3 separate regions of the Mus musculus genome follow, and regions 2 and 3 are each linked to region 1. The links are chromatin loops, found by intact Hi-C in ENCODE. Cell type or tissue: gastrocnemius. All regions are shown on one strand.

Region 1 (2,500 bases):
ATTATTCAATTATTAGTGTCTAAAGTTAACAAAACTTGCTTTGTAAGTAAGTAGCCACTAATCTAATTTGTATACAATCTTAGGTTTTTAAAACACATTTTAGTAAAAAGAATAAGATGTGGACATAACTGACAATTTACTGAAGGGTCCGTTGTTGATAGATTATGTGTTGTAGCCGCTTTTATAAAACATTGTGCAGCTAATATTCCACATTTCCTAGCATATAAGGAAAAATCTTCTCAACTTAGCATAAAGGAACATGTTGTTTAATAGTGCTTGAGACAGAACTAAACAATGATCATTATATTTTCTGGGCATGAGCAGTACCCAGAAACCACTTTGGACTCTTTGCTAGGAACACTGATTCAGTTCCCTCTTGAGAACTATGTCATAAGTCTGCCTTAGTCTCACTGTCTCAGCATACCCTGCCTGTTCTCCAGAGTGCTACGATTACAGCTGTGTGCTCTCTTGCAGCCTGGAACAACAAGTCGGGTGACATCTGTCTGTACAGTTGCTGTCATTCTTTCAGTCTCCTAGAACACTTGGGCTTAAAAGTAGCTTAACAAAACTATCGAATATCGCTTTTTCACACTTAGTGCTTTTTTGTGTGTGTACTCAAACATTTAGTAAGTAAGAGATGGCTCAGTGGTTAAGAGCACTGACTGCTCTTCCAGAGGTCCTGAGTTCAAATCCCAGCAACTACATGGTGGCTCACAACCATCTGTAGTGGGATCTGATGCCCTCTTCTGGGGTGTCTAAAGACAGCTACAGTGTACTCACATATAATAAATAAATCTTTAAAACAATAAAAATAATACCAAGTCTTTTGTATTTTTCATGATGTAGGGATTTGTAAACTGAACTCAATTTTTTTCCCCTTCCAGTTTGTCATTCCTTCTGAAGTGAAGGCAGGTTGCCATCAAGATCAGCCTCACACGGTGTCTATTCAGAGCTCTGAAATGATAGCCACCAACACGAGGCACTGTCCGAACTGCCGCCATTCTGATCTAGAAGCTTTGTGTCAAGACTTTAAAGAGTGTGACTTTTTTAGCAAAACTTATACTAGATTCCCCAAATCCTGTGACAGTTTTAATCTTCTACATCCCATCTTCCAGAGACATGCCCACGAACAAGATACCAAAATGCATGAGGTTTATAAAGGGAATATTATCCCTAAATTGAATAAAAACACTCTTAAAACATCTGCTGCCACCGATGTGTGGGCGGTGTACTTTTCCCAGTTTTGGATAGACTATGAAGGGATGAAAAGCGGGAAGGGGCGGCCAGTAAGCTTTGTAGATGCTTTCCCTCTGTCTATCTGGATTTGCCAGCCAACAAGATACGCAGAGCTACAGAAAGAGTTCCAGACTTGTGATCAAGTGACCCTTAATACCTCACAAAGTGAGTCCAGTGATCTGGCTGGCCGAATGAAGAGGAAGAAACTCTTGAAGGAGTATTACAGTACAGAGTCTGAGCCTCTGACAAATGGCGGCCAAAGACCTTCATCAGACACATTTTTAAGGTTTTCCTCTTCCTCTTCAGATGCGGATGTTCATGTCTTGGTCCGTGTTCATAAACATGTCAGTATGCAGATCAATCACTACCAATATCTGCTGCTGCTTTTCATACACGAGTCTCTCGTTCTGCTTTCGGATACCTTGCGGAGGGATGTGGAAGCTGTGATTGGAAGCCCCGCTTCCCAGACTTCTGTTTGCGTTGGAATTTTACTTCGCAGTGCGGAGCTTGCCCTGCTGCTTCATCCAGTGAATCCCACAAGTGCTCTGCGCTCTCCTGCTTCTGAAAGTGGGAGCCCATTGCTTCCTGACTTCCTGCCAGCAGAAAATGGGGGGTTTTTGTCTTCAAAGAGAAAACAAGGTGGTAGTGGTATACACCGAATTAGAAATGCTACTCTCAATCACATGTCAGACAACAGGTCAATGAGTGTTGACCTCAGCCACGCCCCTTTAAAGGATCCGTTGCTTTTCAAATCAGCCAGTGACACAAACCTGCAAAAAGGCACTTCTTTTCTAGACTACTTATCAGATAAACATTTAGGGAAAATAAGTGAAGATGAAAGTAGTGGACTTTCTCACAAGAGTGGCTCAGGAGAAATGACCTCAGAAGGGAGTCACACAAAGGATGTGGCTTCCACAGACTCAGATAGTGTCTTAAACTACAGAGATGGCTCAACTAGGCTTTCCCTGGATGATGACGGCAACCATAACCCACCTTCAAACCCTGTAACTGGTAAGGGAATTGACGCCATACACTCCATCTTCAGAGCTGAAGACTTCCTTCCTGAAGCAGCTTCCCTCTCTGAGAACCCGGAGAGCAGTAAAGAGGAGGCGCCCCCAGCCAGAGCACCTAAATCCCAGACGTCCTTAAGGTAATGGTGCAGTTGCAATGGAAGTGGTTTTAGTTCTGTTGTTTCTTTGGCTTGTTTATTTGTTAGTTTTGTTTGGGAGTAGAAAACCTCAGGACAAAGTGTGGCATTGTCAGG
Region 2 (2,500 bases), 140 kb before region 1:
CACCTCTGCACCACCACTGTCTCTGGCCAGGGCTGCCCCAGGAACCACACCTATCACATCTCTTGGCTTCTGCCCTTACCCTTCTTCTATAGTCTATCAAGGCAGCTGCTTCAGCACTCTGTTAAAACATAGCCCAGACTATTCATTCCCCTATTCAAACCTCCTATCTCTCAGAGTAAAATCTGAAGCATTTCTTTGGTTTCCAGGAACCCATAAAGGTCACGTAAGGTTAGGATTTATAAATGTTCCCAAAAGCCAAAGGTAATTAAATAAGATCCCACTCCCTGGAGTAGACTACCTTCCTATGAGCTACAGATCAAAGAGGCCTCCAAAATATAAGTAATTGTCACTGCTGAATGCCCACCAGAACTACACTGTAATGTAAGACTTTACTACAGAGATAACCCAGTTGGTCACAGAACATTACTTAACTGGGAGCTTCCTACTTGCTGGCTAGCTCACAAGATGCTAGAGAAATGGTTGTCAAGGGTCTTAGCTGTGGACTCCCTGCCAGGGAAAATTTATACTGGTGCAACTGTAACAGTCTGTGACCCAGGTAAGCAACCTCTTTCTGACTGGAATTAAGTTAAGGTTCCCAGGCTCCTGCAAGCAAGCCTAATTAAACTGACTGGGTCACTAAAGAAACAAAGACATTAAGGCAGAAGACAGACTAGTTAAAAAGATGAAGGGGGTGGAAAGATGATGACTCAGCAGGGAAGAGGAGAGGCGCCCCTATTCAATTCTCAGCACCCACATGGTGCCTTACAACCATCTGTAACTCAAGGTACAAGGGATCTGATGCCCTCCTTCGGCCTAGGTGTGGTGCACATATTTATGCAGGCAAAAACATACATGTTTTTAAAAAGAAAGGAGAGGAGAGGGTGGGGAGCTGTGACAAGAGAGTAATGAAGACAGGATCAAAACACATTACACATAGGTGTGAAATGTCACAACGAAACCAGTTATAAAGGTAACAGATGACGATAAACTTTGTAAAGTTGTACATTTTCAAAAATATTATTGCCAAACATAGCTTGAAAAAGAACAAAGGGGCTGGCGAGATGGCTCAGTGGTTAAGAGCACCGACTGCTCTTCTGAAGGTCCCGAGTTCAAATCCCAACAACCATCCGTAACGAAATCCGATGCCCTCTTCTGGAGTGTCTGAAGATAGCTACAGTGTACTTACATATAATAAATAAATAAATCTTTAAAAAATAAAATAAAAAGTCTTTAAAAAAAAAGAAAAAGGAAAAGAACAAAGTTTTTCAAATCTAGAAGTTTCCTTAACTTCACAAGAAAACAAGCTACATACTTACTGTATATTTTTAGAAGAGTGACTTAGTTATATTTCTATACAGGGATCATGTCCCATATACTTTAGTTAAAACACCAGTGCTGTAGCATATTAACTCTAAGGCACAGATCAGGACTATGTACACAGATATATATGGGGGTTACTTTTTGTATGCATAAGTCCGTATGTGGGGTGGTTATGTGCATGCGTGGGGGGAGGGGCGGAGGAGGACATCAGTGTACTGCTCTGTCACTCACTCAGGGTCTCTCACTGAGCCCAGAGCTAGGCTGGCAGACTGCAACCATCCGAAGACTCTGCACGGCAGACTGGATTACAGGCATGCACACATGCAATTCCTTAAGCAAGTGCAGAGAATTCAGACTCAGGTCCTTGCGCGTACACAGCAAGAGCTCTGATCTACTAAGCCTTTTCTCCAGCTTCTATTTTGTTGTTTTTATTTTAACTATCTGTCTGTTACTCTTTCAAATTATTTTGTAGTTTGGGAAAACAGTCTAGTTGCCTGCTACAAAACAACAGCAATCAAAATGGAGGTGGTGCTGGCACAAAGACAGACCAATGAGTCAGAAAGAAAAACCTAGAAATAGTCTCTCCATATGGTCAAATGATTTTTTTTATGGTGGCACTAAAAGCATTCAATGAGGGTGGGGATGTCTAGCTTCTTAATAAATGACGCTAGGAAAACAAACTATCAAAGAATGAAGTTGGACCTTTATGACATTTACAAAAGTTAACTCAAGCTAGAGCTGTAGCTCGATGGCAGAGCATGTACTGAACATGGAAAAGGCCCTACACAAGAACAGTAAAACCAATCAACCACCTGGAAAAGGATGAGACCTAACGACATCGACAGGTCCCTGACGCTGGCTCTCACAGCTCGGGTGTAACCAGCAGCACAGGTAAGAAGGACAAGTACTCAAGGCTGACATGACGCTCAGCAGACCATGCTCAGCAGACGATGCTCAGCAGATGATGCTCAGCAGATGATGCTCAGCAGGGAGAAGCTTCTGCTGCCAAGCCCAGGCCTCAGGTCCATCCCTCGACACACGTAGGAGAACCCACTCCCACAAGCTGTCCTCAGACCTTCACACACACGCTCCCCCACTTAAGGCACAATAATGATACAACTTTAAATTGTTTTAAAATTTTTAGTAAGTAATATAACCTTTATTTCAAAGGAACTCAGAA
Region 3 (2,500 bases), 150 kb before region 1:
CTTCTACAGAGCCAATAATCAAAAGTTACCAAACTAAAAAGAACAGGGTCAATCATGTGTCTTAGGATTTTCATCGTGACTGATGAACAATTTGGGTGACATGCCAACCTGACACTGTGACAACCGTCAGGGAGCCCAGGTTTAAAGCTCAGAGCTCTATCCTGTGACCTGTGCCTGGTTAGTAGGAGCACCGCACAGACTGTCTTCTACATTCTTAAGGAAAGGGAACTGGAGAAGAAGCCACAAGAACTGGCAGCAGGCCTTTAATCCCAGCACTCAGGAGGCAGAGGCAGGCAGATCCATCTTTGTGAGTTTGAGGTTAGCCTGGTCAACAAAGCGAGAGCCAAGTGAGCCAGGGCTACATGGTGAGACCCTGCTGCAGCAGGTTAGGGGTTAGGGACACCAGAAGGCTGAAAGAGAGGGGAGACAACCGCTCACAAGCACACTGTTCAAAATCTCAGAAGGATAGTTAATATGCTAGTTTCTAAAAAGTAAAAAATAAATTCTCCACTTTCACGGGGACAACTGCAACCAATCACAGAGCCGGCCCATCAGACAGTTCATGCTGACTAGTAAGCTACTGCCACCCGGTAGCAGAAACACCTAATGGTGTCTCAGCCAACAACTCTACATGTTAAAATGAGGATAAAAGCTTTCAGATGATGATGACTGCTACATGGTTCTAAAACAGAGATGAACCCAGACTCTAATCCAGGTATGTAAGCCCACACTTCTTAAACTCAAGATAAATATCTACTGTAACAAAATCTATATAATTTATTTCACTTACACATTCACATTATATACATATGCATTGTGTGTGTATGTATATATATATATATATATATATATATATATATATAATTTGCATTTTTCTCATACATACACAGATCACATACTAGTTCTATGATGCTTTACACATTTTCCTCTTTTAATAAAATTATTTATTAGAAAAAAATAGAGACAACTGACATACATCATCTAAAAATTAACTAATGGAGTATCAAGCCAAATAAAAGTATCAAAAACTTGATTTTTCCAAACTGCCAGCTTTTAATTAGGGACAATGTAACACATGCAAAGTCTGATTACAACTTATTTTCTAAGACAATGACTTATAAAAAGCCACAAACATTCATTTGCTAAGTTTAATTATAATATTAGCTTTCTGACTAGTGAAAAAATCTAATATACGTACCTCAAGTATTTAAACACTTAACATTTTTTATTTATTTTTATTTGACATGTATGGGTGTTTTGCCTGAATGTGTATGTCTGTGCCTGGTTCCTGGAGTCGAGTTGGGTCCCGAGGATAGGAGTTACAGATGGCTGTGAGCCACCATGTGGGTGCTGGGAATTGAGCCAGGTCCTCTGCAAGAGCAGCCAGCACTAAGCCATTTCTTTTAAAAGCTCAAAATAGTCACTGTTTTGTTCTTAGGGATAGTAGCTATTACAATAACGCATAAACATTTGGAAGTCCTCACAACATACCTGGATTGGCTCCTGCTGTTTGAATACAGGACCGAGTTCAGGCAGAATTAATTTGATATATTCTTCTTTGGTGCATTCCTCAGCAATGAGCAGAACATTAGGTAAAACGAAAGGTACCATATCAGGGTTGACAAATTCTGAGGTCAGACAGGGTAAAATCCTCTGCACAATGACACGCTGAGAGGAAAAAAATGAAAAATTTGTAAAAACAAAATGTATTCCAGAACTTCCGTATTTACAATTGAAGTGTAAAGTGACCATAAAGCTGATGGCTGAAACTGAAATATTTTCTAGACTCTGTCCGTAAACCAGGCTACATGCTCGCTCCAGCGTTTGCAAGCTCATCTTGTGTTCACTGACAGTGATTCTTCTCTTTTTCCTATCACTCATGACTCTGATCATCTACCTGAAGCAGCACCTCACTCTAACTGATAACGCAGACGGCACCCATGCCTGTGTGAGAGGAACGGCAGTGCTCTGCTTTCCAGCCATGACAGTAAAGGGTAGCAGACAAGGGCTGTGACTGCTGAAGCTTTACAATTTTAGAGTCACAAAATAACAGTCTTACAACTAGTACCTTCTCTAGCATTCATTATTTTCGTTTTTAAGACTGTCTCACTGTGTAGTCTGGCTAGCCTAGAACTCAGATGTCCACCTGCCCTACCCTACCAAGTGCTGGGACTAAAGATAAAGGCATATGCCACCAGACCCAGCCTCACCAGCATTTTGAATATTATTTGACATTCATTGTCTAGTAAGTTAAGAGAAAGAGAATAGGAATACAGTAGGATCGCATCAGTATTGATGCATCCTTTAACTGCTAGTGAGCAGTGAGCTCCACCAGGGCTGTTTACAGACACCGCTGGGGACACACTTAGTAACCAGCACAGGTAGCCTTAACACAGGAAGCATCGTAAGGTTCACATCCGACCTGTTTTGCACCATACCTAAGCTTTGGCTTTGGCTTCAGTTGGCAGCATGTTACTGTCACTCATGTACCTCAGGTAAA

What was found. Hi-C counts contacts between places; a loop is a spot of excess contacts. Peaks named below come from ENCODE experiments on the same cell type or tissue, not always from the same donor. Only the 100,000 strongest peaks of a DNase experiment are listed, where the experiment ranks them.
Region 2: a loop joins it to region 1, with 2.2 times the contacts of the local background. A loop is called at or near these places in 3 of 42 quality-filtered maps.
Region 3: it touches region 1 in a loop (2.1-fold over the local background); 4 of 42 quality-filtered maps call a loop at or near these places.

Annotation. Positions count from the first base shown.
Region 1 is chr10:89,803,828-89,806,327 of GRCm38, forward strand. Uhrf1bp1l (UHRF1 (ICBP90) binding protein 1-like) reads left to right here. Exons shown (of 21, transcript NM_029166.2): 14 at 885-2,386. Among named protein-coding and RNA genes, the nearest start is that of Gm31090, 7.1 kb to the right of the region's middle. In gastrocnemius, no CTCF peak of the experiment used is centred here; no DNase peak of the experiment used is centred here.
Region 2 is chr10:89,663,593-89,666,092 of GRCm38, forward strand. The region is part of intron 4 of Scyl2 (SCY1-like 2 (S. cerevisiae)); the gene reads right to left. Among named protein-coding and RNA genes, the nearest start is that of Scyl2, 21 kb to the right of the region's middle. In gastrocnemius, no CTCF peak of the experiment used is centred here; DNase peaks (open chromatin) are centred at 1,540 and 2,305.
Region 3 is chr10:89,655,217-89,657,716 of GRCm38, forward strand. Scyl2 (SCY1-like 2 (S. cerevisiae)) reads right to left here. Exons shown (of 18, transcript NM_198021.3): 9 at 1,492-1,668. Among named protein-coding and RNA genes, the nearest start is that of Scyl2, 30 kb to the right of the region's middle. In gastrocnemius, no CTCF peak of the experiment used is centred here; a DNase peak (open chromatin) is centred at 1,345.